Linked DNA regions of Homo sapiens: region 2 is linked to region 1. Evidence: read pairs that join two places in POLR2A ChIA-PET (ENCODE). Cell type or tissue: GM12878. All regions are shown on one strand.

The links. Peaks named below come from ENCODE experiments on the same cell type or tissue, not always from the same donor. Only the 100,000 strongest peaks of a DNase experiment are listed, where the experiment ranks them.
Region 2: POLR2A ChIA-PET joins it to region 1 with 5 read pairs; 6 of 35 experiments call an interaction of 5 or more read pairs at or near these places.

What each region holds. Positions count from the first base shown.
Region 1 is chr11:123,306,424-123,310,423 of GRCh38, reverse strand. No RefSeq gene overlaps it. Among named protein-coding and RNA genes, the nearest start is that of LINC02727, 6.4 kb to the left of the region's middle. In GM12878, no CTCF peak of the experiment used is centred here; a DNase peak (open chromatin) is centred at 2,293; H3K27me3 peaks cover 122 bases.
Region 2 is chr11:123,067,457-123,071,456 of GRCh38, reverse strand. CLMP (CXADR like cell adhesion molecule) reads left to right here. Exons shown (of 7, transcript NM_024769.5): 7 at 1-1,585. The region is part of intron 1 of LOC124902775 (a long non-coding RNA gene); the gene reads right to left. Among named protein-coding and RNA genes, the nearest start is that of HSPA8, 7.3 kb to the right of the region's middle. RefSeq lists a silencer at 2,951-3,000. In GM12878, no CTCF peak of the experiment used is centred here; DNase peaks (open chromatin) are centred at 832 and 2,076; H3K4me3 peaks cover 1,938 bases; H3K27ac peaks cover 3,415 bases.

The DNA of each region.
Region 1 (4,000 bases):
CCCTCAGAAGAGACAAAGCAGGTGAAGCCGTGCCCTCATGTAAGAGTGAGTTTCCATTCAAATCAGGAAGAGAGTGCGGGATTCCAGGATGCCCTTGTGTAAGAGTGAGTTTCCATTCAAATCAGGAAGAGGGTGCGGGATTCCAGGATGCCCTTGTGTAAGAGTGAGTTTCCATTCAAATCAGGAAGAGGGTGCGGGATTCCAGGATGCCCTTGTGTAAGAGTGAGTTTCCATTCAAATCAGGAAGAGGGTGCGGGATTCCAGGAAGAACTGGAGGATGCAAGGGCATTTATTTACTCTGGTGTAGTGTTTCAGAGGTCCTGCAGGAGACAAAGAATGAGTTAGGGAAGAGGCAGCCCAGGGAGAATGAAGACAAGAGTACTGCTTGGTGGTGCTTGCGACCCTTGCCACTGCCACCTTCACAATCATCCTCATCTCCCCTCCCTTGCTCCACATCCAATTGGCAACCAAGCCCTGTTGACTTTGAAATCAAAGTAAGTAGCTTTCTAGGCTCTTCCTGTCCTTTCCCCACTGCCCGTGCCTGAAAGCTCCCATGGTCTCCTATGTGAAGCACTGCAAAGACATCTTGTTTGGCCTCTGTCTCCTGCCTCAGTTATCCTTCCCCAGGCTGCCTCCACCCTACTCCCACCTTCCTCCATGCAGCTGATAGAAGGTTCTTTTTCATCCACAAACCTGATCCCATCATTCCACCACTCAGCATTCCTTGATGGCCCCTCAGTCTTCATCATGATGCAATCTGTTCTATTGGCATGGCATCCACAGTCCATCAAAATTAGGGACAGATAGTTGGGGAAAGATAATCTGATGTTAGACAGATAATGGCTGCTCTGTCTAATGGCATCTTCTCCTACTCCCCCTTCAGAATGTTATGCCCTGGTAGTACTCAGTTATTCCCAGCTCTCAGAACATGTTACTAAGTCCTCTCATGCATCCAGATTTTGCACATTCCAGTCCACCTGCCTACATGTTATTCCCACTTACCACACCTTGCCCCTGACAGAATCCACTCAAATGCTTCTTCCTCTGTGGGCTCGGCCTTCACTCCTCTGGACAGCTTAGGTGATCTTTTTCTTGAGCTCTGCCCACACATTGCACGACATGCCATGAGAACAAGTATATACTGCACTAAATATATGACTATTTCTCTACCACTTGACAGTAAGCTCTTTTGATTTTATTTATTTATTTTTGAGAGAGAGTTTTGCTCTTGTCGCCCCAGCTGGAGTGCAATGGCGGGATCTCGGCTCACTGCAACCTCCACCTCCTGGGTTCAAGCGATTCTCGAACCTGCCTCGGCCTCCCCAGTAGTTGGGATTACAGGTGCCAGCCACCATGCCCAGCTAATTTTTGTATTTTTAGTAGAGATAGGGTTTCACCCTGTTGACCAGGCTAGTCTCGAACTCCTGACCTTAGGTGATCCTCCTGCCTCGGCCTCCCAAAGTGCTGGGATTACATGTGTGAGCCACTGCACCCAGCCAACAATAAGCTCTTTTTAGAAGAAAACACTGTTTTTCATGCTTATCTTGACCACCTATCACATTATCTAGCACATAGTAGGTGCAAACTATTTACAGAATTTATGATTGACTTAGTAGATGTGTATTTAGGGAAAGGATATTCAGTCATCTAAGGCATGATGTACAGAATTAAGCTCCAGGTTTCAAAGGAAGCTCTTGTATGAGACATTTGGAAGCTCATAGACTATGTCTGTTGCATCTCCAGACCTCTCATTTTCAGGGCCAGCACAATATTTTTTTGTATGGTGAGGGCTTAATAAATATGGAAGAAAGACAAAGTCCCTGCCCTCAGAAAGGAGCCAGTAGACCAAGGAATATTTCTACAACCATGCCATTCCCACTCCCTTGCTTCCTCAGTTATCCCTAAGAAGTCCTAGGACTCCAATCACTTGTTCTTTCATCCATTTATTTAGCAAAGCTGTCGTAGGTCAAGCGCTATGTTCTGCTTTTTAATTGGAAACTTCTGGAAGGGCAAGACTGTGGTTAGTTTGAGTTGTGTGTATTACGCAAGCAGAGCATTCCATAGGAATAGACTCTTTTCCTCAAAGCATGTGACACCCAAGACCTTGGGGTCCCTGTGAGTTTTTCCTACCCCTGCCTGGCAGATTATTCCAGCTCGCCAGGCTTCCTCCACTCTCTGGAGTCCCGTTGTACTTGAGTCAGAACCAGACAGTTGGCATTAATTGCTCTCTAATTGTTTCAAGTGTGCTATTTTTATCTCCCCAGTACTCTGCACTCTCCTTGCAAAGGGGCCTGGTCTTTTGGTTTCACATTGCCATCGTGTTCCAGTGCTCAGTAAAAGCTTGCCGATTGATTTTTCTATGCACTGTAATTATTTCCAAGGCTGCCATGAGATAGAGGTTTCTGTTTGTTTGGTTGTTTTTTTTTGTTTGTTTGTTTTTTGTTTGTTTTTTTTTTGAGATAGGGTCTCACTCTGTCACACAGGCTGGAGTGAAGCAGCCTGATCATAGCTCACTGCAGTGACTTCCCGGGCTTCAAGGGATTCTCCTACCTCAGCCTCCCAAGGAGCTGGGGAGTCAAGGAGTGATTCTAGCTAATTTTAAAAATTTTTTATTGTAGAGACTGGGTCTTGCATGTTGCTCAGGCCAGTCTCAAACTCCTGGGCTCCAGGGATCCTCCCCTTGGCCTCCCAGAGTGCTGGGATTACAGGCATTCATCTCCTGGCCTGATGGAACTCTGTTGCTACTTCTACGCCTGCAATCCCCCTCCCCACTTTCAGAACTCACTGTTTTTTCTGTTGGTATCCAGCATGCTCTCATCTCAAAACTTCTCTGTTCTCTTTTCTCCAAAAGCAAATCTTATTTCTTGTACTGTCAATGCTCCTGAGCTTCTCTCTCTCGCTTTTTTTTTTTTTTTTTTTTTTTTTTTTTGCTAGTCCTCCTGCATAAGGGCTCTCTTGGCAAGAAATGTTATTCTTATCAACCGCTTCATGATCTATTTTTACATCTCCACGCAACTTATTAAATGCTTGTAGGACCTGCTGGGGTAAAGGAAGCCTTCACTTTGATTGAATTTCCCTGTTTTCAGCTTAATATTGAGGGAAAGACTGAGCTGAGGCAAGATCAACCAGGAAGAGAGAGACTTCTTTATGGAACGGTGAGCATAGAGTGCTCAGAAGTGAATGGTGAAGAAAGGGCCTGGGGAGGAATGCACCGGCCTGGCTCCCAGCTCCTTTCGACTTGGTCTCAGAGAAAAAGGCCATAAGATGGTAGAGACAGCTTAGAGGTTTGCTTAAGAAGTGCTTCTTAGAGTTCAGAGAGCTACCAAAGATTTTCTAAGAATTGCCATTATGCTTCTCCAGATGGTCTGAAATGACCCTGTTTACCCTGAAAGTTGACTGGATCAAAAGATCTGATAGATCTGGTGGGGCTGCTGAGATGGTTTTGTCCAACCTCCCCCAGGGTGTGATCTCTCAGGCTCTAAGTGAGCCATTCTGGTGACTGGGAGCCCACACATTCACAAGGCCCTATTATTATTAGGGAAAGCGTGGTGGTGGTGATAATTAATCTCCAAATCAATTCAGCCACATTTATTGGTTGCCTAGAATGGTGGGTAGCAGAGCATCGAGGTTGAGAGGCTTAGCTTTAAATTGGGTTTGAATCACAGCGGCAGCATTTCCGGACAGACTCCAGGCAGGTTACTCAAACTAAGTCTCAGTTTTTGCATAGATAAACGGATATAACTGTTCCCACTTCATGATGTTATGATGAGGATTATGTGAGACATAGGCAGCACTTAGCATAATGCCTGGTTCATGATAAGTGCTCAGCAACTGGTAACTCATAATAATATGATTATCCTGGGCGCATCCTCCTTCTTTACCAGGACCCCGTCCCAACGCTCAGCCCGCTCCTTTGAGGACCCCGGACAAAGTAATCTAGCAAACCCCCTTTCAAAGAGTGCCACCCTTTAGTTTTCCATTTCCCTCTCATCCCTTTCCA
Region 2 (4,000 bases), 240 kb after region 1:
GGCTCAGAATACTTTTTTTTTTGAGATGCAGTCTTGCTCTCATCACGCAGGCTGGAGTGCAGTGGCGTATCTCGGCTCACTGCGACCTCCACCTCCCGAGTTCAAGCGATTCTCCTTCCTCAGTCCCCCAAGTAGCTTGGATTATAGGTGTGCGCCACCACGTACAGCTAATTTTTGTATTTTTAGTAGAGATGGGGTTTCGCCATGTTGACCAGGCTGGTCTCAAAACGCCTGACCTCAGGTGATCCACCCACCTCGGCCCCACAAAGTGCTAGGATTACAGGTGTGAGCCACCATGCCCGGCCCAGAATACTTTTTAAAAGAAGAGCAGGTTAGAGGAAAGAAAAAAATTGATGCTGAATGTGGTGATGAAAGCATGTTTCTAAAATGGGAAGCAGATGCTTAAAGAGGAAAGACTAATCTGGGATTTTGCCCCATTTCTCTGGTTTTTCACTCCTATATTTAATTCTCACAATCGTGTCGTCACATAGTGCAAAAAACAAAATTCTTGTAAAGTCCCCAGGAGTTTATGCTTGGGTGAAAGTTTTAGCCTGAGTATTTTCTTCCTCTAAAAAAGGTGGGAAATGAGACATTGAGGAATTAACATATAAATGTCTGCTATGGGTTTAAGAGAACTGGCGTATTTGGAATGCTTCTTACACTAACACTGTCTCATTGTAAAATATAAAACCCCTTACTCTAACTACATTTTTATTCCTCTGGTAGTGTGGTATCCAGGCAACATATCACTTCTGCTATGTAATTCTAAGAATTCTCATTTCTAGAGTACCTGAGCCAAACAAATACACAACGGAAGCTGCAGCTGTATCATCACTAGCAATTTGCTCATCATTATTTACTACCTTTGAACCTAAGGTTTCCTGCCTATGCTTTTGAAAGCAAAAATCAGTCTCCTTTGCATGAAAAAGAGCCTTAGATTTTTAAACATGTTAGTTACCAGAATGCTAAAATACCAGTTGATTACCCAAATTATTTTGGAAATCTATCCATAATGGAAGTCTACAACAAACACATAAAACAGATTACACTAAGAGCTGAGAAATTCAAAGGAACTGAAGATTCTGAGAGATAAACTGTTCAAGTCTTAGCAATGATACTGCACTTCTCTTTGACAGGTTCTGGGCTTAAGTTAGAGGCCCTACTGGTTCCAAACCATATTCCACTGACTTTGCAAGTAAAATAAATTTGATTCTGAAATAGGAAACAAAAAAAGGAGAAATAACCGAATAGTAGAAGAAAAACTGTTTGTAGGAAGACGATGCAGATGGAATGATGTGGACATTGAGTAACCATGTCAATAAAATATATAAACCAAACTTAAATTTGTGAAATAAGGAAGTTGGTACCTTTGTTGTTACAGTGTATAAAAACAATTTCGGAACTGCTGTTGCAAAAAGACATATATAGTTTTGCTTCCTTCTGGTGTTAAGCTGTTTATATTTCAGTTTCAGTTTTAACTTCTAAGTTGCCTTGTAATTGGGACTGTGTTTCAGCATCACAAAAACCAAATATTTATTATGGATGCATCTGTATCAGCAATTAAAAAATAAACAAGTAAAAGTGATACTGTAGGAGAAGCTGAAGCTCATATAACCTGGAATGGAAATTTGTTTATCAGCTTGCTGCCAACAGAAGAACAGAAGAACTCAGACTGAATACGATCTATTATTTATCAATTTCAGTCACGAATTTACCAATTACTTTTTTCTCTCACAAGGCAAGATGCTAGGTATAAGTTGCACAGGGGATACCAAGAGTTGCTGTCCTTAAGGATTTATCAAAATTAATGAAATAATAATTACTAAGTAAGTATTTTGTGCCTAGGTGAAGTGCCAACAGAGAAGCACACACTAAGGGGTTCAAATAAATCTGAAAAGTATGCACTAAGAGATTCAAATACATCTGGAAAAAACTTCACAGAGGTCATTGCAAAATAGCAGCAATAATAGTAATCATCACTTACTGAGCCATCACGTGCCAGTCACACTAAGTACATTATACATTTTGTCTCAATGTCATACTCACATCAACCCTATAAGGAAATATTTGTATTCACATTCTACAAGTGAGAAATGTAAGGCTCAAAGAGGTTAAGTCAGTAGTAGAGCCAGCATTTATTTTCACTTTTATTTTTATTTTGAGACCGAGTCTAGCTTTGTCGCCCAGGCTGGAGTGCAGTGGCACAATCTCAGCTCACTGCAAGCTCCGCCTCCCGGGTTCACGCCATTCTCCTGCCTCAGCCACCCGAGTACCTGGGACAACAGGCGCCTGCCACCACGCCTGGCTAATTTTTTGTATTTTTAGTAGCGACGGGTTTCACCGTTAGCCAGGATGGTCTCAATCTCCTGACTTCATGATCCGCCCATCTCAGCCTTCCAGTGCTGGGATTACAGGCATGAGCCACTGTGCCCGGCCCTGGAGCCAGGATTTAAACCCAGCCACTGTTAGTATATTCCATCAGAACTGACAGATCCTGATTCATCATCATCTTCCCTCCTGAAATCCTCAAACTTTTACACTCAGCTATAGGCTTTCTCTCCTCTTTGCTTTCTTCCTTGACCTAAAGCTGTTCACCATACTTGGGACACACTTAGCTCACTCACACAAGTCCAAATCCTTTAGTTTTCCCTTGTTCTGCAAAACAAGATACAATTCCCAATTTTATAATTGCCTGATTTGTCTTTACATGGTAATGATGGGCTTAGATCATGTAATTTTTGTTGAATGTTAAGCACAGAGTATCTTGAGCACATCAAGATTAAATCTGTCCAATCTTCTGAGAGGCAAAAAGATAAGGTACATTAAAACTACAAAATAATAGGTACAGTTGATTCTTCAAAGATGATACAGTCATATCAATTTATTTAAAATGTAGGCTGGGGGCCATGGCTCACGCCTGTAATTCCAACACTTTGGGAGGCTGAGGTAGGTGGATCACTTGAGGTCAAGAGTTCAAGACCAGCCTGGCCACGATGGTGAAACTCCATCTCTACTAAAAATACAAAAACTAGCTGGGCGTGGTGGCACATGCCTGTGGTCCCAACTACTCGGGAGGCTGAGGCAGGTCAATCACTTGAACCCGGGAGGTGGAGGTTGCAGTGAGCGGAGATCGTACCACTCCACTCCAGCCTGGGTGACAGAGCAAGACTCTCAAAAAAAAAAAAAAATTATACAGTTCAAGGACCCCATGTTTAGTAATTATGTTTACAATTATTTACTTCTTTTTTTTTTTTTTTTTTTTTTGAGACGCAGTCTCACTCTGTTGCCCAGGCTGGAGTGCAGTGGTGTGATCTTGGCTCACTGCTGCAACCTCCGCCTCCTGGGTTCAAGCGATTCTCCTGCCTCAGCCTCCCGAGTAGCTGGGACTACAGGCGCACACCATCACGCCTGGCTAATTTTTGTATTTTTAGCAGAGATGGGCTTTCACCATGTAAGCCAGGCTGGTCTCCAACTCCTGACCTCAGGTGATCCGCCAGCCTCCCAAAGTGCTGGGATTACAGGCGTGAGCCACTGTACCCAGCCCTCTGTCATCTTTTATATCATATGTTTTTGTTACCACTTGTGGATGGAAAAGTAAGTTATAAAAAAGGAAAACTCAATGAGTTTGGCTACTTGTAAGCAGCTCTGCTAAAGATTTCAATTAGTAAAACAATTTAAAAATTAGGGCCAGCCACAGTGGCTCTTGCCTGTAAACCTAGCACTTTGGAAGGCCAAAGCAGGAGGATTGCTCGAGTCCAGGAGTTTGAGACCAGCTTGGGCAACACAGTAAGACCCCATCTCTGCAAAAGGAAAACAAACAAACAAAAAAAAAAACTTTTTTTTTTTTTTTTTTTTTGAGACGGAGTCTTGCTCTGTTGCCAGGCTGGAATGCAGTGGTGTGATCTTGACTCACTGTAGCCTCCACCTCCTGGGTTCAAGTGATTCTCCTCCCTCAGCCTCCTGAGAAGCTGGGACTAGAGGTGCGTGCCACCATGCCCAG